Regions from separate parts of the Mus musculus genome. Here all the other regions are linked to region 1. Evidence: chromatin loops called from intact Hi-C (ENCODE). Cell type or tissue: left cerebral cortex. All regions are shown on one strand. Region 1 has its middle 14 kb from the start of Gm22546. Region 2 has its middle 140 kb from the start of Gm22546. Region 3 overlaps Epm2a (epilepsy, progressive myoclonic epilepsy, type 2 gene alpha).

Region 1 (8,000 bases):
TGATAGTTTTGATGTATTCTTGGATTCAGTTTGCAATAATTTTATTTTGTTTTTGCATCAATATTCATAAGCATGATTGGTCTGAAGTTCTCTTTTTTGGTTGAGTCCTTGTGTGGTTTAGGTATCAGTGTAATTGTGGCTTCATAGAATGAATTAGGTAGTGTTCTTTCTGTTTCTACCATGACTGCCATCCAAAAGACCCAACAAGCAGCTGAAAGGGTCAGATGCAGATATTTGCACCCAACCAATGGACAGAAGCTGCTGGCCCCTGTAGTTGAATTAGGGAAAGCTGGGGAAAGCAGAGGAGGAGGGTGAACCTGTAGGAGAACCAGCAGTCTCAATTAACCTGGACCCTGAGATCTCTCAGACACTGAAACACCAACCAGGCAGCATACACCAGCTGATACAAGGCTGATACAGCAGAGGACTGCAGGGTATGGGTTTTGTCAGAGAAATGAACCTAACTCTCAAGAGACTGGAAGTCTCAGTGAGTTTAGAGGTCTGGTGAGGTGGGGGTAGGGGTGGGGACATCCTCATGGAGACAGGGGGTGGGGAGGTGGTATGGGATATAGAACAGTCAGAAGGTGGACCAGGAGGGGAATAAAATCTGGAGTTTAAAATAAATAAGTTTAAAAAACCTACTTCCTGTAGGTCAACCTGTGGAAGACCATAGCTTAAACTGTATCAAATTATTCTCTGCTTTAAACAGATCAAATAAAGTACTACATAGGTGAGGCTTTTTAATATACTATCATCTTGTGGTTGTAGGGGAACAGAAGTAAGTACCTTCAGAGAAAGAATTCATTTAGCTAAGATAAAGAGTTACATGCAGGATGGGTCTGAGGCCTGTTGTTCTCATGCTCTCCCTCCCTCCCTCCCTCCCTCCCTCCCTCCCTCCTTCCCTCCCTCCCTCCTTCCCTCCCTCCTTCCCTCCCTCCCTCTTTCCCTCCCTCCCTCCCTCCCTCCCTTCCTTCCTCCCTTCCTATCTCCTCTCTCTCTCTCTCTCTCTCTCTCTCTCTCTCTCTCTCTCTCTCTCTCTCTCTCTCTCTCTCTCCCTCTCTCTCTCTCCCTCTCTCTCTTTTCTCTCTGTTCCTTGGAGCTTGAAGTCAAGGGAGACTGATTGATGGCTGCCTTTTCTGTACACATTCATACTGAATAAAAATGTTTCTTGATGATATCAAAAGAGGCTTCTTTTAGCCCACTGGCATATGAACTCAGAATAATTATAGTTCCCAAGTGAAGTAGACTTTGGTGTATCAGACATCTGTTTATATAACAATCTGTGTAATTAGAGCCGGGTAGAAAGAACTTGTGAGACATGGTGACGGGATTCTCTTGAAAGCTGTAGAACAATCATTTATGTGAGGCTGCAACTCTTCAGAGGCGTAGGCATCAAAACATTCCTCATCAAAGCCCTTTGAGTGAAGTAAATAAATAAGCATGACAGAGTCTCGATTCCAAAACATGCAAATCATTTTCTGTTTGATTTTTCCATGACTTCTGTTTTAATGTCATAATCCCAATGGAGGTAGGAAAACTGTAATGAGAAACAACGTAAAAGTTATCATTTCAGCCAAACGATCTGGGCAGTGTGGGTAGCTGGTTATTTATCTGAATATCTAATGCACACATTAAGCAGTTACCCATCAGCAAGGGCATTAAGTATTATGTCCTCTTAGTCTCCCTCTTGATCTGCACCAAAGGGTGCAGAAATATTACCAGGCTCCTCAGGAGGCAAAAGCATAAACAAGGGGAAGAATTGCTACCTTATTGGTAGTTCTTATGAGCCCTCTCCTAAACGTATTCATGTGAACCTCTGTCTCCTGAGATTTGCAGATGTGCGACATGTTTCTGAGCCTATCCCCCTTGATCCCAAGTCTCCTTCTTACAAAGATAATCAATGACAATAATTTTCTCTCTGGCTAGGGAGAAAATGACCTTCAACTATAGCAGAGTCAAGCAAAGACCTCAAAACCTGTCTTCAAAAGTTACTTGCTTGCAGTTTGCATTGATGAGCTTCTGTCTTCCCTCAAATACCCTCAAGTCTAATTAGGCTGAGAAATACAGAAAATGCATATACACCATTCTTTGTAAAAATGCTAACAGACATGAAACAGGAGAGAACAGCAAAGCATACCGCCTTCACTGAGTGTGAAAACAGTGAATGATCGATGTGGTTTTTGTAATAACAATAGCTACTACTTATCCAATACTCCACATACTGGACACTGTGGTATTAACCACAAACATTTGCATGCATAAATGTAATGGTTTAGTGATGTAAAGACTCAGACTTCTAATATTATAGAGTCATTACAAAACCCACCGAAGTCCTCATGGTCAAATCAATTTGGAACAAACAGAAAAAAAAAATCCAATTTTTCCTAATGTCCAAATTATAGATCTAATTATATTTCTAAGGATTCCCCAGGTCATGCAATGCACAGCCTGAGTGAACATGGATTGGACAAGGTGAAATCGCCTAAAATGGCTACAGATTTTTTGAACTGTTGTCCTTTTTTGTTATTCCAATTATTTACCTAGTCTTTCCTGTCAGTAGTATTTGGTGGCCATCTGGAATTCAATGACTTTGTCCTCCATTCCAACTGGTGTGTAATTATATAAAGTTTCTGTAACTGGGGACTCATCTGTCCCAAAGCACAACTCTGTTCTATGCTTGGGAGAATAACTTCCCACGTGGCTGCAACTAGCCAGAGATCTTCCTATTAGTACATATTATGTGATAAAGAGAAGTAAGAAAGGAGAAATGGCAGCTATGATTGTCTTGCTAAGTGGGAACACTACTGTATAATTTTGCCAAGAGAATGGGTTCTTCCTTCCTGTGTGATTCTGTGCCAGTCATTATCCATCTACCTATCACCCAAATGCTTTGTGATATGATAAAGGTATTAAAATTATTAAATTGCTACATTGTTGTTTTTTCCTTCTGAGTTATCTACGATATTCAGTCCGAGACCTACTACAGGGAGGAGCATAAGTTGGAGGTTTTATTACTATTGTTTGATAGATACGGGGCTTGGATAAATGAGTTTAAAAACTTGTCCAAAATGTTGGGACTGGAGCAGAATGAAGAGTTAGAAATTGAACTAAGGTGGCTGGCATATAAAAGGATTTACTTCAAACACCAGGAGACAGATTATTTTGTTCTTTAATGGAACATCAAAGAACTCATTCCTAAGCATGAAAACAAACCCAGCCTTGAATACAGGTAAATTTTAAAAAACCTAACGGTAGAAAGTACATGGCTAATCCTTTAGAACTCTGTAGATGGGTATGAGGTTACTTAAGATGGTTGAAATCATTGAATGTCAAGTAAATTAAGGAGATGATGAGAGAGAAGGGGGAAGTCTGCTGATATAAAGCACCTCTGTGCCACCCATGGTTGCCAGACCGAACACAGCCAAGTCCCTCACCTCTCAGGGTGGCCATCTGCCACACAGCACATGGTCTTCCAGCTTCAGGAGTTATGCACCTTTCCAAAGGCATCCTGAGATTAGCCTGGGAGAAGTGTCCTCTAAATGACTGCATGTCCCCTTATATCTGACTGTCCTGCAGCTGAGATGACAGCTGGGGAGGCTGATGGCAAGGAGGTGCCCACAGGCTCGCTTGCTTTCACTCCACCTCCGGATCAGCTGTGCCCTTCTCCCCATCTGGAAGGAGGAGCATGACAACCTATTGAAAGCCTGGCCCCGTGCCAGCTTTGCTCTAACTTCCTTTATTATTCTATCTTAGGAAAGCACCTTGAAACTAAACAATGTCGTCTATCTGTCATGTCTGTCATTCCCAGAAAATGGGAAATACTTGATGAAAACCAGTGAGCAGTCTACATCAACCATGACTATTAATATATTGTTTCATACAAATTGATGTGGAAAGCAGTAAGAAATTAGCATCTTGGATCTTACAGCATTTGGGTAAATGATTGTTATATTGGCTAGAACAAATACTAATGCAGACTCATAGTAAGCAATATTTATTATGAATGTGTACTATTAGGCTTCTGTATGTATAATTAATCAGCAGAGCACAGATTACAAGTGAAGAGGCAAATAACTTCAGCTTTAGCTATATGTATCTCATTTAAACCTTTCATAGTGATGTTTTCATATTCAAGAAAGCACAAAATTTAGAAAAAAGCTCCACTCCACTTCTCCTTTAAACCAAAATTATTAAATTTATATAGTATTTAAAATTACTACACATAATGAGTACAGAAAATTTTCCAGATGGAAGAATTTTTTCTAGTTCATTTATTGTTTCTGTGAGGTTTTTATTTTGAAATTATTTGAGATTCTGATAAGCATTGAAAGAATATTACAAAGAATTAAGACAAATTCTCCCAAATATTGACACTTTACAATTTTTCTTCTCTTTCCCCTTCATTCCATGTATGTAGTACTCACACACATATATGTGAATATATTTGTACCTATTTATACAAATCACTTTTCTTAACTATCCAAGGATAAGTTGCAGCCATGAAGCAATAATTTTCCCTTACTCCTTATTTATAATAACTATAACTATCAAAATTGAGATTTTTAACAGAAATTTCATTTAATGCTATTATGAAACCAAAGTTATTATTTCTATCACATCTGTTGTTCCATTTTCCTATAAAGTAGAAAATAATGAAATCTCATATTTACTTTAAAAGTATATTTTCTTGTTTTGGATTATTCTTTGAGAATTTCATTCAATGCATTTTGATGAAATTCTTCATTCCCTCAACAGCTTCCAGATTCATCCCAAGCTTCCCTATCCACCCAATTTTGTGTTCTTTTTACAAATCCACCCAGTGTAGTTTGTCATAGCCAGATGGTCTTAGATGAGTGAACTTCACCACCAGGAGCTGTACTCTTAAATAGAACTGGCTCTCTCCTTTCCCAGCAGCAAACTGCCAACACCTCTTTAGTGAGGTGTGGACTTCAAGCCTACCTCCACACTCCATGCTGGAATTTTGTCTGCCCTGAGCCTACACAGTTTTTCTGTGTGCCATCTCAACTGCTATGAATTCATACATACAGCTGCTGTATACAAAAAACAGTTACCTACTCGTGGGTAGTGCCTATGGTTCTCAAAATCTTTCTCTCACTTTGTATGCAAAGATTTCTGAGCCTTGGAAAGAAGGGATATGTACTGGCTGGTTTTGTGTCAACTTTAAACAATTTGGAGTTATCACAGAGAAGGAGCCTCCCTTGAGGAAATGCCTTCCTGAGACCCATCTGTGAGGCATTTCCTCAATTAGTAATCAAGGGTGGGAGGGCACACTGTGGGTGGTGTCATCCCTGGGCTGCTAGTCTTAGATTCTATAAGAGAGCAAGCTGAGCAAGCCAGGGGAAGCAAACCAGTAACATCCCTCCATAGCCTCTGCATCAGGTCCTGCTTCCTGACCTGCTTGAGTTCCAGCCCTGACTTCCTTTGGTGATGAACAGCAATGTGGAAGTGTAAGCTGAATAAATCCTTTTCTGCACAACTTGCTTTTAGGTCATGATGATTGTACAGGAATAGAAACCCTGACTAAGACAGGATATGATATAGATGTCTGGCTTAGGGCTGATCTTCCATAGTCTCTTATTCTCTGCAGTTTGACCAGTGAGGTGTCTGTTAATTACCATCTATTGCAAACAAGAAGTTTATAGCCTCCATACAATCTATCTAGGCTTAGAATATTTTCAGTCTCTGAGATTTACTGCTGAATAAGCTCACCCTTTGTAGCTCCTTTTGAATTCTAGCTGTCTGGTCAACTCAGCCGTTCTGGCTCAAACTCTTCCTCAAGTTGACTGATTCAACCTGACTTCTTTCTTGTACTCTGACTGAATTGCTCTGCTTGGCCTTATAATAACATTGGCAATGTGTCCTAATCATCTCTTTTTCATTCTCCAGTTCATTCTGTCCTCACCTGCGCCTTGCTTGTCTCTCTCTACAACTTATCTCTCTATAACTGTCTCAGAAAAACTGTCTCTTTCCTTTCTCCTTTTACCCGGCTCCCTCTTATGTTGCCGCTCTTTCCTCTCTCTTCTTGTGAGAGTTGAGCATACCCTATTCTGTCAAATCTTTCTTTGATTCATCGCTTTGTCTGCCACTCAGTTAAACATCACTTTCAAACATGAGTGCTTCCTTTTACAAACCAACTTTACCTTCATTGTACTAAGGATGTGTCTGCATTACAGCCAGGGGAATTAAAGATATTAGCTAAAGACTGAACGATACCAAGACTAAAAACAGGGTTTTTTTTCCTAGTAAATAACACAATCTCAGAGCTCACAGTGTGATAAAATATCCCACAACATCATTAGGTCTTAATTGTGTAATTCTGCTTATCTAAAATTAATAAATGGATTGATATAAAACAACATTCAGCCAGTTACCATTGTAGGATCATATACATAGCTCAAAGATTAATCAATATAGTTTTTAAGTAATAAAATTTATAAATATTATGATTCTTGTCTATTAGTATGTTTTCTTGGAATAGGTGAATTCATGAAAACAGTGGTTGATTGAAATGTAATCATGACCTTGATTTTTAAACATTCTAAATTACTGTATATCTCTAAAGACAAATATTCACATGTGTAGTAAGTTAAAATTACTAGGAGGAAGCTACCTTGTCAGGAAGCCACTGGGTCATATCTCACGGAAGCCACTGGGTCATATCTCACGGAAGCATGCTGGCTTTGCTCTCCCCTATGATGTGATCGCTCGAAGAGTTTATGGTTACCTACAGCAAAAGATCTACTACCAAAGAATGAGAGAAAATAAGACAGATGGCAGAGGGTGAAATTTGCCACAGAAGGCACACTTTGATTTCTGTGACAATGGAATGTGGCATAAGATATTTAAAAATGAATTCCTTATAGTGTCAAGATATAATATTTTATCATTATTATAATTAATTTTACCATATAAATTATTAGGTTACCTTCAGAAGAATTTTTCATTTGAATTATTCAACAGCCTTATCCTATAATGTAAAAAATTACTTTATTTACAGCATGCCACTGGAGGCAGAATTGAAAATATAACAAAAGTCTTAGGCACTAAGTAATCATTACATCATGAATCAAGATGATAAAAAAATAAAAAGTAATATCTAGCAATATAAGAATACAGGAGAGGTCACCTTGGGCATGGAGTCAACAGACACGCCCAAGGTTCCCTAGAGGACACTCCACGTGATCTTAGGACCACCAGTGAGTGGAACACAACTTCTGTTCCAATCCAATCTCGAGGGACATGAGATAGCATTAGGGAAGCAGAAAACCCTGCCTGACCAGGGTCACAAGTCCCTTCCAGTCGGCGCCAGAACTGGGTCACCTGGGCACAGAGTAGGCAGACAAAACTAAGGTCTCTAGAGGACAGCTTATGAGACAGACCCCTTTTCAGGCTCCAGACATCCCAGCACCTGTCCTGCCAGAGGAGAGGTGTCTGCCCAGCCCGGGAAGGCTTTGCCAGAGCACTTAGGGGAGCCATCTTGGTACCTGGATCCCTCAGAGACTAGTCTGTGAAGGTGAGAGGGTACACTACAGAAGCTAACAGCTTCTGTGACAGGCCGAAGCAACACAGCTTCTGGGACAGGTCCTGTTTCAGGCCTTCATCTTCTGCCAGGAGGGAAGTCCGAATGCCAGATATCTGTGCACCTTCCCTGTAAGAGGAGAGCTTGCCTGCAGAGAATGCTCTGACCACTGAAACTCAAAGGAGAGAGTTAGTCTCCCAGGTCTGATGATAGACGCTAACAGAATCACTACTAGAACAATCTCTAACCAGAGACAACTATAACAACTAACTCCAGAGATTACCAGATGGAAAGAGGCAAACGTAAAAATCTTACTAACAGAAAGAAAGACCACTCACCATCATCAGAATGCAGCACTCCCATCTCACCCCAACACACCCGAAAAGCTAGACCAGGATTTAAAAGTATATCTCATGATGATGGTAGAGGATATTAAGAAAGACTTTAATAACTCACTTAA
Region 2 (8,000 bases), 130 kb before region 1:
GAAATCCAAAACACCATCAGATCCTTCTACAAAAGGCTATACTCAACAAAACTGGAAAACCTGGATGAAATGGACAAATTTCTGGAAAGATACCAGGTACCTAAGTTGAGTCAAGATCAAGTTGACCTTCTAAACAGTCCCATATCCCCTAAAGAAATAGAAGCAGTTATTAATAGTCTCCCAGCCAAAAAAAGCCCAGGACCAGACGGGTTTAGTGCAGAGTTCTATCAGACCTTCAAAGAAGATCTAATTCCAGTTCTGCACAAACTATTTCACGAGATAGAAGTAGAAGGTACTCTACCCAACTCATTTTATGAAGCCACTATTACTCTGATACCTAAACCACAGAAAGATCCAACAAAGATAGAGAACTTCAGACCAATTTTCTTATGAATATCGATGCAAAAATCCTTAATAAAATTCTCGCTAACCGAATCCAAGAACACATTAAAGCAATCATCCATCCTGACCAAGTAGGTTTTATTCCAGGGATGCAGGGATGTTTTAATATACGAAAATCCATCAATGTAATTCATTATATAAACAAACTCAAAGAAAAAAACCACATGATCATCTCGTTAGACAAAGAAAAAGCATTTGACAAGATCCAACACCCATTCATGATAAAAGTTTTGGAAAGATCAGGAATTCAAGGCCCATACCTAAACATGATAAAAGCAATCTACAGCAAACCAGTAGCCAACATCAAAGTAAATGGAGAGAAGCTGGAAGCAATCCCACTAAAATCAGGGACTAGACAAGGCTGCCCACTTTCACCCTACCTTTTCAACATAGTACTTGAAGTATTAGCCAGAGCAATTCGACAACAAAAGGAGATCAAGGGGATACAAATTGGAAAAGAGGAACTCAAAATATCACTTTTTGCAGATGATATGATAGTATATATAAGTGACCCTAAAAATTCCACCAGAGAACTCCTAAACCTGATAAACAGCTTCGGTGAAGTAGCTGGATATAAAATTAACTCAAACAAGTCAATGGCCTTTCTCTATACAAAGAATAAACAGGCTGAGAAAGAAATTAGGGAAACAACACCCTTTTCAATAGTCACAAATAATATAAAATATCTCGGCGTGACTCTAACTAAGGAAGTGAAAGATCTGTATGATAAAAACTTCAAGTCTCTGAAGAAAGAAATTAAAGAAGATCTCAGAAGATGGAAAGATCTCCCATGCTCATGGATTGGCAGGATCAACATTGTAAAAATGGCTATCTTGCCAAAAGCAATCTACAGATTCAATGCAATCCCCATCAAAATTCCAACACAATTCTTCAACGAATTAGAAGGAGCAATTTGCAAATTCATCTGGAATAACAAAAAACCTAGGATAGCAAAAACTCTTCTCAAGGATAAAAGAACCTCTGGTGGAATCACCATGCCTGACCTAAAGCTTTACTACAGAGCAATTGTGATAAAAACTGCATGGTACTGGTATATCGACAGACAAGTAGACCAATGGAATAGAATTGAAGACCCAGAAATGAACCCACACACCTATGGTCATTTGAACTTCTACAAGGGAGCTAAAACCATCCAGTGGAAGAAAGACAGCATTTTCAACAATTGGTGCTGGCACAACTGGTTGTTATCATGTAGAAGAATGCGAATCGATCCATACTTATCTCCTTGTACTAAGGTCAAATCTAAGTGGATCAAGGAACTTCACATAAAACCAGAGACACTGAAACTTATAGAGGAGAAAGTGGGGAAAAGCCTTGAAGATATGGGCACAGGGGAAAAATTCCTGAACAGAGCAGCAATGGCTTGTGCTGTAAGATCGAGAATTGACAAATGGGACCTAATGAAACTCCAAAGTTTCTGCAAGGCAAAAGACACCGTCAATAAGACAAAAAGACCACCAACAGATTGGGAAAGGATCTTTACCTATCCTAAATCAGATAGGGGACTAATATCCAACATATATAAAGAACTCAAGACGGTGGACTTCAGAAAATCAAATAACCCCATTAAAAAATGGGGCTCAGAACTGAACAAAGAATTCTCACCTGAGGAATACCGAATGGCAGAGAAGCACCTGAAAAAATGTTCAACATCCTTAATCATCAGGGAAATGCAAATCAAAACAACCCTGAGATTCCACCTCACACCAGTCAGAATGGCTAAGATCAAAAATTCAGGTGACAGCAGATGCTGGCGTGGATGTGGAGAAAGAGGAACACTCCTCCATTGTTGGTGGGATTGCAGGCTTGTACAACCACTCTGGAAATCATTCTGGCGGTTCCTCAGAAAATTGGACATAGTACTACCGGAGGATCCAGCAATACCTCTCCTGGGCATATATCCAGAAGATGCCCCAACTGGTAAGAAGGACACATGCTCCACTATGTTCATAGCAGCCTTACTTATAATAGCCAGAAGCTGGAAAGAACCCAGATGCCCCTCAACAGAGGAATGGATACAGAAAATGTGGTACATCTACACAATGGAGTACTACTCAGCTATTAAAAAGAATGAATTTATGAAATTCCTAGCCAAATGGATGGACCTGGAGGGCATCATTCTGAGTGAGGTAACACATTCACAAAGGAACTCACACAATATGTACTCACTGATAAGTGGATATTAGCCCAAAACCTAGGATACCCAAGATATAAGATACAATTTCCTAAACACATGAAACTCAAGAAAAATGAAGACTGAAGTGTGGACACTATGCCCCTACTTAGAATTGGGAACAAAACACCCTTGATAGGAGTTACAGAGACAAAGTTTGGAGCTGAGATGAAAGTATGGACCATGTAGAGACTGCCATATCCAGGGATCCACCCCATAATCAGCATCCAAACGCTGACACCATTGCATACACTAGCAAGATTTTATCGAAAGGACCCAGATGTAGCTGTCTCTTGTGAGACTATGCCGGGGCCTAGCAAACACAGAAGTGGATGCTCACAGTCAGCTAATGGATGGATCACAGGGCTCCCAATGGAGGAGCTAGAAAAGTACCCAAGGAGCTAAAGGGATCTGCAACCCTATAGGTGGAACAACATTATGAACTAACCAGTACCCTGGAGCTCTTGACTCTAGCTGCATATGTATCAAAAGATGGCCCAGTCGGCCATCACTGGAAAGAAAGGCCCATTGGACAGGCAAACTTTATATGACCCAGTACAGGGGAACGCCAGGGCCAAAAAGGGGGAGTGGGTGGGTAGGGGAGTGGGGGTGGGTGGCTATGGGGGACTTTTGGTATAGCATTGGAAATATAAATGAGATAAATACCTAATAAAAAATGGAAAAGAAAAAAAAAAGTAAAGACAGAATGGAAAATGTCAGCCTTAGAGTGTTGCTTGAAGTTTTTGACATCTTTCAGGAAACCAGGATATATTCACAGGCTGTAATACTCCCCCAAATGACTTTATCTATCAGGTCTGCATAAAAAGGACAAGATAGACCAAATCCCCTCAGCAGTTCTCTCTGCAAGTAGGGCTGCTCTTATTTTTCTGGCTGCAAAATTTGCATTATTATATGTCCACAAGCTTATGGGGACCAAGAAGTGTCATGCAGTGATTGAATAAGAATAACCATTATAGCTTCAGGTTTTTGAATACTTGCTCCTCAGTTGGTGGAACTGTTTGGGAAGGATTAGGAGTTATGACCTTATTAAAGGAGGTGTGTTACTGGGTGTGGGCACTGATATTTCAAAAGGCTAATCCACTCCCAGTGTTTCTTTTTTTCTACCATCTACATGAAGATCAAGATGGGAGTTCTCAGCTACAACTCCAGTGTGATGGGAGGGAAAGTACACAAAAAGTTACTAATATGTGCTTTACATGGCACAGAAAATACATAGTAAAATGAAAATTCTGAGATGCAAATAAAGCAGAGTGTTTTTATGCAAGATTTGATAAGAAGTATGTATCCGCCAGCAGCCACAGGATACTGGGTTCCTGAAAGAAAAGCTGGGGGTGGATGGGAAGGACTTCGAGAGAAATAAGGAGCCAAGACAAAGTTCTCTGATCAAGGCTCAAAATTTCATAAACAGCTCTGAATTTATATGGGAAAACCCAGGGCTGGGTTCTGTTGCTTGTTTCAGCTGGATTGAGTTGCAAATAGGTTCTCCAGCAGCTCAGTGGGCAGGCAGTTCTCAGTTCTCTGGCAGGAAGATGTAAAAGTAGCAAGGCCAGATGCCTGGCTCTAGTGTTAGAGGCTTGTTCACTCAGCTCAAGGCTGGGGGTGGGTGGAGGCACAGAAGTAGACAATTCTGGAGGCACAAGACACCATGAAAGAAGATGGTCCAATGGTTATAAACTAGGGGAAATAAACCTGACTGATCATGTTGGCTCAACTCAGGGGAAGGACATTCTTTTCTCTTGGGAGTGGTGATAGCAACTTGCTCAGGAAGACTGTGTGATCAACTTCAACAGAAAGACAAGAACCTCTTGCTTTTGAAATAGTCTCAAAGTCCTTCAGCTTAAGCTTTTGAAGTATTATGTTCTAAAACCCATCACAGGCCTGGAAGTGAAGGGATGGGGACTCCTTATAAAAGAAATAGCATTTCTCTGAGTAGATGTTTTCATAAAATAAGCTCCATTGCCAGCACAGTTCTCACTGCAAAGGGTCTTGAAGACAGTTTATTTTTCATTTAGAGCTCAAAAAGGCAGTGACTTCGGTGCCTGATAGGAGCCCTTCATACAAATTTGATTGTATGACAGCTCTTTGGTTTTACTAAGAACTAATAAATGAAATGACTAGATAGGAAACAATTAACATTGGGCCCTCCATCATCAAAGAGACCGGTATTTTTAGATGGCTATATGTGGAAGATCTATTCAGGTTTTCTAAAGCTACTGTCAAGGGCAATTCAATTATCCCTTAGTTCTTCTCCTTAGACCTCAGGCAGGATTTCCCACCACATGATCATGCCCTACAGGGACCAATAAAAGCAGAGTCATTTTCATTATCTTGGCTCTTCAATCAGACTCCAAGCTGCTCCAGGGTTTCATCTTTCCTGTGAGGTTAGTTCATTTTTCCTTCTGCTTATTTTTTCAGACTTGGTGTTTACATTTTTTTTTTCAGCTTCTGAGCCAACTAAGTCCACATCAGGGAAGCTTTTAGTTAGAATATTCTGATGTCCCCCAGAGGACAATTATGACCAAGCTAAAGTTCATGGCTAGAAAATATTGTTTCCCCAGACACAAAATTTTACCTTCTCCCAGGTGAACCACAGTAAGGTATTGACTGAAAAAGAAATTCTTTAGTTTTGACATATTGTAAAGACATTTAAAATGCTAGTTATTTCGATAACTATAAAATATTTCTATAAAAACTCAAGTGAACACAGACAATGTAATTAATAATTCAAATAAGACAGTTCACTTTTAAGATAGGAAAGTAATTTAGAAAGATAAAAAATTAGATTTTTTTAAATTAAAAATTCTTCCTCTTTAAAAAATATATTATAGAACAAGAAACCAAGCTATAAACTTTGTGACCCATTTATCTTTAATCATTATTCTTCAGACTGTCTCTCCAATAAAAGTACTTTGTGCATCAGATCTTCTACCAAAAGATCAATTAGTTTTTAGGCTATTCTATGAGTAAGTGCTGGCTTCATCTCTTAAGTCAACTTCTCCTGTCCAAATAAGTGGCTCTTTCACGTCACTATTTGTTAATCAGAGCAGGGAAAAAAATCAAACCTATGAAGCTCAGGAGCAAATCTTAATTGGTGTCTCTAAAAATAGGCATTCTATCTCAGTGAAACACAGAACAAACTGGCTACCACTTAAATTAAAGATTTGACTTGGAAAATAAATATTAAGCAATTATCAAACGACTATGCATTTTCTCTTGTGCTTACACTAAATTAAAAGGCAAATACATGGTTCCTAATTGTCCTTTTCCATTTAACAAAATTCATTGGCATTCCATGAAGATTCAATCAGACAAGCAGTTGGGTATTTCTCTTAAATGTATTATTTGCTGTGTATCCATGTGATCTAATTTTTTTTTTATTATTTTCTATATATCTGTGTCTTCAGACCTTAGAGGTTAGAGTCAATATTTTCATTTCACTTGGAGACATGACATAGGTCATGGAATACCTTTGATTCTATTTGAGCACATGAGAGATTACACTCTAGGCCTGGTTCCTACATTTATTCCAAATGTTTTCATTGTAACAAGAACTTGCAGTGGTTGATATGGGCATATTTGGGAATACTCCCTTTGTTCTTCACCCTCTCTCTTCTGGATAGTGTCTATACTGACTAGTTCTCTGTCAACTCAACACAAGCTAAAGTCATGTGAAGAATGGAACTTCAACTGAGAACGTGCCTCTCCTGTAGGGCATTTTCTTAATGGTTGGTGGGGGAAGACCCAGCTTATTTTGGGTGGTGCCCACCCTGGACTTGTGGTCCTGGATTCCTTAAAAATTTACACTGAGTAAACCATGATGAGTGAACCAGTAAACACTACTCACCCCTCCACAGCCTCTGCAACAACTCCTGCCTCCAGATTCCTACCCAGTTTGAATACCTGCATTGATTTCTCTCTGTGTGTTTTAAGGTATGTAAGCCAAATAAAACCTTTCTTCCTCAAGTTGCTACTCATCATAATGTTTCATCATCATCATCATCAACAACAACAACAACAGGAACCCTAATTATGACAATACCTTTCATTTTCTTCCCATGTTTGTTGTAATTAAAGATTAGAACTAGATCACTCATGTACCTGCCAATAGACTCTGTCATCAAGAGATAAATCTCCTGTCTGCTTAATTAGGGAGTTTGTTACGCATTTTCAACTGGCTAACAAAAGGAACCTTATATATTTACACACACACACACACACACACCATAAATAGATTAGTAAAATTGTCTTTCAACGAGAAATTCTTGAAATGCAGCTTTTTTTAAAATATTAACCAACCTCCCCTTCCCTCTTCTGTTGAGCACTCCCTATCCTCTGAGAACTTAATGTATCAGTTGCTACTTCCTTTCTTCAGTGTTCCTGCTCCTGTTTTCTTGCCATCCTGCTTTCAGTAGTGCCACTGTGTGAGCCAAAACATAATGGCAGCTCTAACTTCTCTATCTAATGGCTCCTTGTAACCACTTAGTGTCAAAATAACATTGCCTTCTGGAATGGTTACTCTTGGCTGGATTGAAAAATGTCTAAAGTATAGTAGAGTATATGCTGGGTGTATTGGTGAATGTTAAAGATTCTGACTTTATAAATGAATTAGCCTATGATAGATTCAAAATCTGAATACGCTTGGGGGATGTGGAGGAAATATGGAAGATGAGAACCTGGTTGGAAGTGATAGATCACTAGGAGGTTAGTAGGAGCTTGGCAGCTATGTCTTCCCTGATCAGTATACACTACATCTCCCTTTTGCTTCTGGCATGTCTGGTAGTACACTACCTTACCTACCTTACTAACTAACCTATCTTAGTGTGCAAAGTAGGTTAGTTCCTCTACATGTTATCCCCACTATGTTGAACTAAAACTTTTAAATCTATGAAAGAAATAAACCCTTTTCTATTTTATGTTTAAAGAACATATTTTGTTACAGAAATGGTAAAGGTCATCGTTGTGCCCGGCCAGCAGATCACAGCCTGGGTTCTAGCCTGGAATGGCATTTTGGAAACCTGGAAGAGAAGAGGGACTGGGCTGCGCGAGATAAGGAAGGAACCAAGACAAAGGTCTCTGCTCAAGGTTCAATTTTTACTATTCCGGCACTCAGTTATGAAGGAAGGGGGAGGGGTCCGATTCCTGCCAAATAATATTCGAGTCCAGTAGCAGGGTGACCAGTATATGGCTCCGAACAGCAAAGCTGCAGGTTCCAGCAGTGGGCGTGGCAGAACGATTGAGCCGGCAAGCTCCTTCCAGGTGTAAACAGTGAAACCATTAAGGCTGGGGGAGGGGAGGCTACAGGTCATAACATTCCTCCATTAGTCTATGGGATAGATGTGTGTGACAATATTCTTGGAGAGGAATTAATTAACATCTACTTACC
Region 3 (8,000 bases), 210 kb after region 1:
TGCCACACAATTACACAGGGGGCCCTCTGGGTGGCACTCCCTACCCAGAAGCCAGTGGGTTCCTAGTGGTGATCTCAATGTGACATATCCACCATTTACCTCAAGATCAGAGGTGGCAAACATCTAAGGTGCATTGGAGTGACTATGCTAAGGGCACGATCTGCCCCATCACTGTGAAATGTGTGCACAGCTTCTGGAGTGAAGAGAAACCTCCTGATAATTTTGGAATCATGGCTTCTTCCTGTTCTGGTCCCCTGAACAAGTTCCCTGCAATAGTTGTCATGTCAGGAATTAAACATGAATATCTTACATATACTTTTTAAATTAAATCCCTAGTCCATAAAGAGACCAGAGTGGCTGTTTGCAGTGGAAGCTGAAGGGCTCAGTGTCTCATGAGCAGTCTGCCATATTTCTTTCACGATGACCTCTGCAGACAGAGGAGCCTCAAGGACATATGTGTTCCAACCGCTTGGATGATGTACTGATACACACTCCCCCTTTCCTTTCCACCTGCAGAAAGGTCATTCATGAAACAAGGACCCGGCCCACCCCGCTATGGAAATCAGTGAGGAGGCTCCTCAGGAAGCTGGGACTAGATCTACCTCAAGATCCAGCTACACCACCCTTGGGCACACACCCACAGGACTCTATATCCTACCACAGAGGCACTTGCTCAAGCTTGTTCACTGCTGCTCTGTCCATGAGAGCTAGAAACTAAAACCAGCCTAGATGTCAGCCAATGAAGAAATGCATAAAGAAAATGAAATAACACACATGAAATATTATTTAGCTGTTAAAAAGAAAATGGTGAAATTCCTAGGTAGGTGGATGGAAATAGAAGAAAAAAAAATCATCCTGAGTGAGGTAATCCAGACCCAAAAAGAAAAATATGGTATGCATGGTATATATTCTCTTATATGTGAATGTGAGCTCTTGAGTTTTTGAAAAGCAGGATACAGGGCTACAATCTATAGAGCCACAGAGGATAGGTGTAGAGGAAGGGACTAGTTGGGGAAGCAAGGATCTCCCTAGGAAGGAGAATGAGAATAGATAGCTGAGGATAGAGGGGACAGGGGATTAGAACAGGAGGATCAAATGGGTAGAAAGACTGCAGGAGGCCATGGGGATGGAAAACAAGCCATCCAGCAAGCCCTTACAGACACAGGACTGACAGACACAGGAAGCCTCTGAGACTGTGGCAGCATGCACAGGGCCTGTACTGGTCCAACCCAGATGGGGTTCCAGTGTTGAGAGAAGTGGACACAAGACCCCAACCTTATCCCAGAATCTATCTCCAATTGATAAATGCTCCCAAAGAAAACCATTACTTTTCTCTGATGGAGTCTCACTGGGTATCCAAACCACTCTTAAGGATAGCCCCCATGCTCAGCCAACTCAGTGACACTGTAGGAGATGTTTGTTTGTTGTTTGTCTGTTTGCTTTTTACCCTACAGAACCTTTGCTTACATATTACGGATTTCAGTTTTGTCTTTTTTCTATGCATTCTCTCTGTGTGCAAATACGTGTGTCCCTGTGTCTGCATGCATTTCTTGTGCTTTTTTTCTCTGCCTTTTCTCCCTATTTGTTTTGTCCTATTCTTGTTCGTTTGTTTTGTGTTCTTTTATTTGTTTGGATTCCTGTTTCTTTTCTAATGAGAAAGAGAGAAAGATTGTGAGTTTGGGTAGGTGGGGGGGTAGTTTAACAGGGTAGGGGAACCCATAATTGAATATATTGTATGAAAAAAATCTACTTTCAATAAATAAAGAAGCAAGACCACAGCTTAGGAGTTAGAGAAGAAGTCTTGGCTATCTGGGAGAATCCTATAGCAGGTGTTATCTCTTATCCTCAACTTTTCCATGAAGGAACTGAGAACTTTAATCCATTCCAATTAAATCTGTAAGAGGCTACTCCGTTGCAGCCAGTCTGACTCCAAAGCTGGGACCTTAGCCCCTGTGCTGTGCCCCTGCCCCATCCACTTGGTTGCTGGCTTGGTTGCTGGTACCTTCTGCTTCATCTCAGTCTGTGTTCTTACAAGTCCCTCTAAGTGGCTGCGATCCTGTGAGACGGCAGTGTCTTCCTGGTGCATCGAAGGCCCCCATGCAGACAGCCTGAGTCACCAAGGAATGAAAGGAGGATCCGCAGTGTACAAGAGAGTCCATGCCAGCCAGAGCACCAAAAGGCAGGTTTAGTCTGTGTATGCTTGAGTTTTGTGTGAGTTATGCATGAGTGCGTGAATGAGTGAGTGAGTGAGTGCATGCGTGCATTAATTTGGTAAGTTTCCAGCCTTAAATAGTACAGAAAAAAAAGGCAAAGAAAGAAAGAAAGGAGAGAGGGAGGGAGGGAGGGAGGGAGGGAGGGAGGGAGGGAGGGAGGGAGGGAGGGAGGGAGGGAGACCGATTGTTTCTCTCCATTTACACACATGTGTCCTATGCTGGTAGAGACCAGAAGAGGGTGTGGAATCCCCTGAAACTGGAGTTACATGCTGCAAGCTACCATGTGGGTGCTGGGAAGCCGGCCTGAGTCCTCTGCAGGAGCAGCAAGTACTCTTAACTGCTGAGCAATCTCCTCAGTTCCCAGATTCTTTTTTTATGGAAAATATTCCAGATTTTAAATGCAGCTAACTAAATTGAAAAAAAAATTGTAAACCTTATGTAGGTCAAGCAAAACACTCCACCATCTGTGTTTCTGTCCTTGGAATTTAAAACAAGCACTGGGCATAGATGCTCACTCAACAAGCATTAGATACCTCCCTAACAACTGAACGGCAATCTCACTTGTTTGATCTGACATGTTAGAATTCTCTGTTCTACCTTTTGCTCCTATCCTGCTAGAGGCTAATCTAAGTCTGGGATAACTAAAGCTCCCTGAAAGGGAAGCAGGGATTGAACAAGCCAAGGTTATTAGAAACGGAAGAGCTTTTTAACACCCGACTCTTTAGAGCCTGAGGTAAGGGAGGTCAAGACCCTCTCCAGGGCTGCTTTGCTTTGTCTACGGTTGGCCAAGGAAGAGGTCCACAGCATACATGTGCATCTTCCCTGTCCTACTCTGGGGCGATACATAACTGCACACTGGCACTTCACTTGGAAAGTCTTGTTTTCCACCTTTAACAAGATGGATAGATGAGGGTCTATCCTATCTGTAACATCTTTTGGTAGAAACATAAAGAACTCTCACCCCTAACTGAAGGCTATGGGTACTTGACAGCTCTAAGCAGGGAGAGCCACTTTTCTTTGCAAAAGTGTCTCCAGTCGGTTGACCATGCTGCAGAGGATGGCCCTGTACCATATAGGCAGCACAAAGTGGACACCATGATTTATTTACAAAACAAACACAAAGAGAATACAAAGTGGGCAGGGTACCGGAAGTCCAGGGTGCAGGATGGACCTAGAAGGAATTACAGGGAGGCATGTGGATGAGTGTGTTCAAAACACATTTTATGAAACTCTCAGAGAAGTAATAAGATATTTTTTAAAGCTTGTGACTAATCTTACAGTCTATTATAATCTAGTTAGTAGAGATCCCATCCCTGGATGGCCAGTACAGGAATAGACCCGTCTACAAGCTACCCAAGGCCGACCAGGCTCCAGCCTGCCAGGTATTTAGGCACTGCCAGGTCAGTGTTATGGCAGAAAGGCAGAGATGAACTGAGTCTGCTGAGTGAGAGAATGACTGAAGCGTGGTAGCAAAGCAACACCCAGAATCTTAGAACTCACTGGGAAGGAAAGAGCTAAGCTGTTACAGGAACAGAGCAGAGAGCAGCACTCAATGGAACTTCCCCCTGAGAAGGGGGGTTTAATGAGCAAACGCAGTTTATTCCTTTGACTTGGAGATTTTTTTTTTCATTCCCCAGGTGAAAGAGAGGAGCCATTTTTTAAAAAGGAGAACTGAAAAGGAAGATATCTAAGCTAGTCGTCCTTATATGACAAAGTGTACAACAGGAAGGATCGATAGGACAATTGACTGCAGCCGCTCTATGACAATTGAGTCTAACAGACTCTCCTTCCAGACTTCACCTGACAGCATTATGCAGCAGCTCAGAATGCTTCCAGACAGATCCCACCCCCCTCCCCCTGGTGTTCTAAAAATACTCGGGTGGGGGAATCTATATGTGCATTGGTCTATAATTATAAGCTACATAGATTAATCTGTTGGAAGAAAGTCACCCTGCCACTCTGAAATGGTTAACTCTTTGATAACCTGTCAAGGTCCAACTGAACCAAATCTTTTATTCGGTGTCAGTGTTTGTGCTATGGCAGTTGTGGGCTTCTTGGCTCTCTTCCTGTTGCTATGATAGCTCTGCATTGGAGATAGCCATAGACACCCTGACCTGGTGACCCAGTGACCCCCCCACAACCATGCTTTGAATACAACTACAATGGCTCCCAGCAGAAAGATGAAACCAAACTACTGAGAAAATTCCCTTTTAGACCTGGGACCCTTCAGTTAGCAGAGCATGGGAAGGGGAGGGTGGAGTAGCAGAATTAATGGCTCAACTGCTCCCTGCCTGCCTGTCCCCTCCTGTTTACCCAGGTGGGCAATGATGCTGTGGAATTAGAACCATAGACGCCAAATCAAAATCTCTGTGCTACAGTTGAAGGCTCGAACAATTCTTTGACTGTCTTAAAACCAGACAGACGATCTCCAGAGAGCTAAGCTGTCCTTCTCTCTGCTGATATAAACTCTGTCTGGTTTGGGGTTTAGCCTCAAGAAAATGCCTTAAATTCCACCTGATGTCTTTGAAGTGTCAAGGTGGCCAGTGACATGGGTTTCCTATGGTCCTCAAGATGTTCTGTTTTACAGACCTCTGGTTTCTGGGAGATAAGCTATGTCCCCTCAGTTCGTAGCTTTGCAACTAATCATGAACACAAAGAACAGAAATTACGTGGGTCTGGGGACTCTGCCTGAAGCGTACAAAGAAACGCGCAGTTGCGGCTTCGCAGCCTGGCTTTGGGAGCAGTTCTGTGACACAGAATGACACCCCTGAAATGTGGAATGTCTTTCCACATTTCAGTCTTAAGTTACATAACCATTTTGTACCTGTCTTTTCCTCTGCAAAATGGGGTGACTACAATGTCTGCCTAGAATCTTCCCTGAAGCTGACGAGTTAATCCATTTCGTTCATGAGAGGGGTGGAGACGTAGCATGCATTACACCGAGAGAGAGCTGGATGGGGAGAAACGTTTTCGAGCTTCCTGGCCTGGCTTCAATGCCATTCTTACCCAGAAGAGCAAATCTTCAAACGCCCCAAACCCATGCACTCTACAGCTCTCTGCTGCCCCCTGCTGACACGTTACTAATACTGTCGTAGAGAGGTGGCTCTTTTACCGGAAGGAAAAGTTAGACCTGCTTTTCAGCAACTGTCTATTGCATCTATAGCCGGCTCTTCTACAAGCCCGAGCTTCTGCGCCTTCGTCTGTGCTCCTCCTTGCCCTCTCATTTTCCTCTCTCTGCCCACATCTCCCATCCAAGCCAGGCCCACTTCAAACGCCCCGGAAATCGTGTAGTCTGCCTATCTGCCCCCGTCAGAGACAAGCCATAATCTCCAGAGCACATCACATCATTCATTGTCCACTCTTCTCTGCGCTGTAATTGGTTCTGAACTTACCTTACTGCCGCTTACATACTATGTCACATCTATGACTTAGTCACCTGCTTCCCCAGCTGTACCCGACCGCATAACCCATTCATAAAGACTGGTCTCGCATGCTTGCCCAGTCAGTGCTGCCTCACTAACTACCATGCTCCTCCCCACAGCCCAGGGCCTCACCTTCCAGATTATTACCCATCTTACTACACCCACCTCACTGGACTCCCAGACCCAGCTGCAAGCTGTTCCTGCAGCAATAGATATACTTTTGGTAAACAAACTAAAACAAAAAGGACCTCCACCCTCCCCGGCTTCCCACCTTTTTCCCTGCTGAAGCTATTCTGACAATGTAACATCGTTTGCTACTGTAGCTCAAGTCCTGGGGGTATTTTCATATTCTCAGTTCTTTAGCCACACTGGTCTTTCAGTTCCTACAAGGTGCCACATCCTATCAGGGCATAGAGATTCTTCTACATCGCTATTTCTTCCATCCTCTCCTCTTCCTCGTGCCCTCTCCCCAGTCACTGCAAAGCCACTCCCCAGTACCTCAGGCATCACGGCCTCAAAAGCCTTTCTAGATTATCTACGCAAGCTCCCCAAAATATCTGTCTGTCTTTATAACCAACCCATTGTGCTTTTAAACCCCTACTTTAGTTCATTCATTAAGACTTGCCATCCCTTAGGGACTGTATGCTCCATACACACATATATATGAAGCCACGTTAAACAGAATCCTGTCAAAGTGTCTAAATGCATATTAAATCTAAATCCCTATGTTGATTCCACTTTTATAATTCAGAGTTTAGACATTCAGTTATAGATGAGAGGAAGACAAACAGGTCCCTGAAGCAAATTCAGCAAGGAATCCGAGTGCTACTTCTGGCCCTTACCCTCAGTGCTCATGTCTGGAGTGGGCATCCAGATGTAGGACAAGCCTTCTTCCTTATACAGCTTCATCATGGTGTCTGGAGTCATGGGTTCAGGGTAGCGGTTGCAGCCTGAAGAATTCTGGATGATATCCCATTCAGTCTGGAAATTCATGACAGCTGTAACTCCCAGTTCATGCTTCAGTTTGATGGTCACATGTTCCAGTTGGCGAGGGCAGCTACCCAGCCAGATATTTGGTAGAATTCTAGAAAGAACATACGGGGTCAACCATTACTAAGGTTCTAACTTGAGTTCTCAGCATCTGCATACAACATATGCTATTGAAGTACAATTCATCTTCCAATCTGATAAGGCTGGATTTTTTTTAAGTATATAAGAAATAATACTAGTTTTTAAAACTACTTGTTTTACTGCTTCAGGAAAACTTATTATGATATCAACAAGCACAACAGGAAGTGGACATAGAAACTAAATCTAGGAACATATGAAAATAAACTCAACATGTTGTATGTGCTCTATGAATGTTACACAAAATCTATCAATTCACAATTTGCTAAACACATGAAACTCAAGAAGAATGAAGACTGAAGTGTGGACACTATGCCCCTCCTTAGAATTGGGAACAAAACACCCTTGGAAGGAGTTACAGAGTCAAAGTTTGGAGCTGAGATGAAAGGATGGACCATGTAGAGACTGCCATATCCAGGGATCCACCCCATAATCAGCATCCAAATGCTGACACCATTGCATACACTAGCAAGATTTTATTGAAAGGACCCAGATGTAGCTGTCTCTTGTGAGACTATGCCGGGGCCTAGCAAACACAGAAGTGGATGCTCACAGTCAGCTAATGGATGGATCACAGGGCTCCCAATGGAGGAGCTAGAGAAAGTACCCAAGGAGCTAAAGGGATCTGCAACCCTATAGGTGGAACAACATTATGAAATAACCAGTACCCCTGAGCTCTTGACTCTAGCTGCATATATATCAAAAGATGGCCTAGTCAGCCATCATTGGAAAGAGAGGCCCATTGGACTTGCAAACTTTATATGCCCCAGTACAGGGGAACGCCAGGGCCAAAAAGGGGGAGTGGGTGGGTAGGGGAGTGGCGGTGGGTGGGTATGGGGGACTTTTGGTATAGCATTGGAAATGTAAATGAGCTAAATACCTAATAAAAAATGGAAAAAAGAAAATAAAACAGATAAACAAAAAAAAAGAAGTGAATCTAAGCTTTAAAAAAAAAATCTATCAATTCATTCTAAACACATTAAATGTGAAACCACCTACAATCATCTCAAATTTCAAAATTAAAAAAAAATACTAAAATACAGCCATCATTCTTTATCACTACATAAAATTCTTCCAGCAGTATAAGGCCTGTAAAACAAGCTAAACTTGGGAAACAGAAAACTTCTGTTAAATAAACTCAAAACCAAGTTTAAGTCCATTAGCCCCAAACATTTTTCTATATGTTGATCAAAGGTCACTTAAAGGGCTCTCCATTTAGTTCACCAGTTTTCTTTAA

Evidence for each region. Peaks named below come from ENCODE experiments on the same cell type or tissue, not always from the same donor. Only the 100,000 strongest peaks of a DNase experiment are listed, where the experiment ranks them.
Region 2: a loop joins it to region 1, with 7 times the contacts of the local background. A loop is called at or near these places in 2 of 42 quality-filtered maps.
Region 3: it touches region 1 in a loop (16-fold over the local background); 2 of 42 quality-filtered maps call a loop at or near these places.

The regions. Positions count from the first base shown.
Region 1 is chr10:11,657,514-11,665,513 of GRCm38, reverse strand. No RefSeq gene overlaps it. Among named protein-coding and RNA genes, the nearest start is that of Gm22546, 14 kb to the right of the region's middle. In left cerebral cortex, a CTCF peak has its summit at 4,888; DNase peaks (open chromatin) are centred at 1,272, 3,645, 4,948 and 5,257; H3K27ac peaks cover 791 bases.
Region 2 is chr10:11,783,607-11,791,606 of GRCm38, reverse strand. No RefSeq gene overlaps it. Among named protein-coding and RNA genes, the nearest start is that of Gm22546, 140 kb to the right of the region's middle. In left cerebral cortex, no CTCF peak of the experiment used is centred here; a DNase peak (open chromatin) is centred at 4,155; H3K27ac peaks cover 515 bases.
Region 3 is chr10:11,447,361-11,455,360 of GRCm38, reverse strand. It overlaps Epm2a (epilepsy, progressive myoclonic epilepsy, type 2 gene alpha), which reads right to left. Exons shown (of 4, transcript NM_010146.2): 3 at 6,478-6,719. Among named protein-coding and RNA genes, the nearest start is that of Epm2a, 110 kb to the right of the region's middle. In left cerebral cortex, a CTCF peak has its summit at 5,279 (motif pointing left); DNase peaks (open chromatin) are centred at 3,623, 4,022, 4,426, 5,243 and 3 more places; H3K4me3 peaks cover 372 bases; H3K27ac peaks cover 597 bases.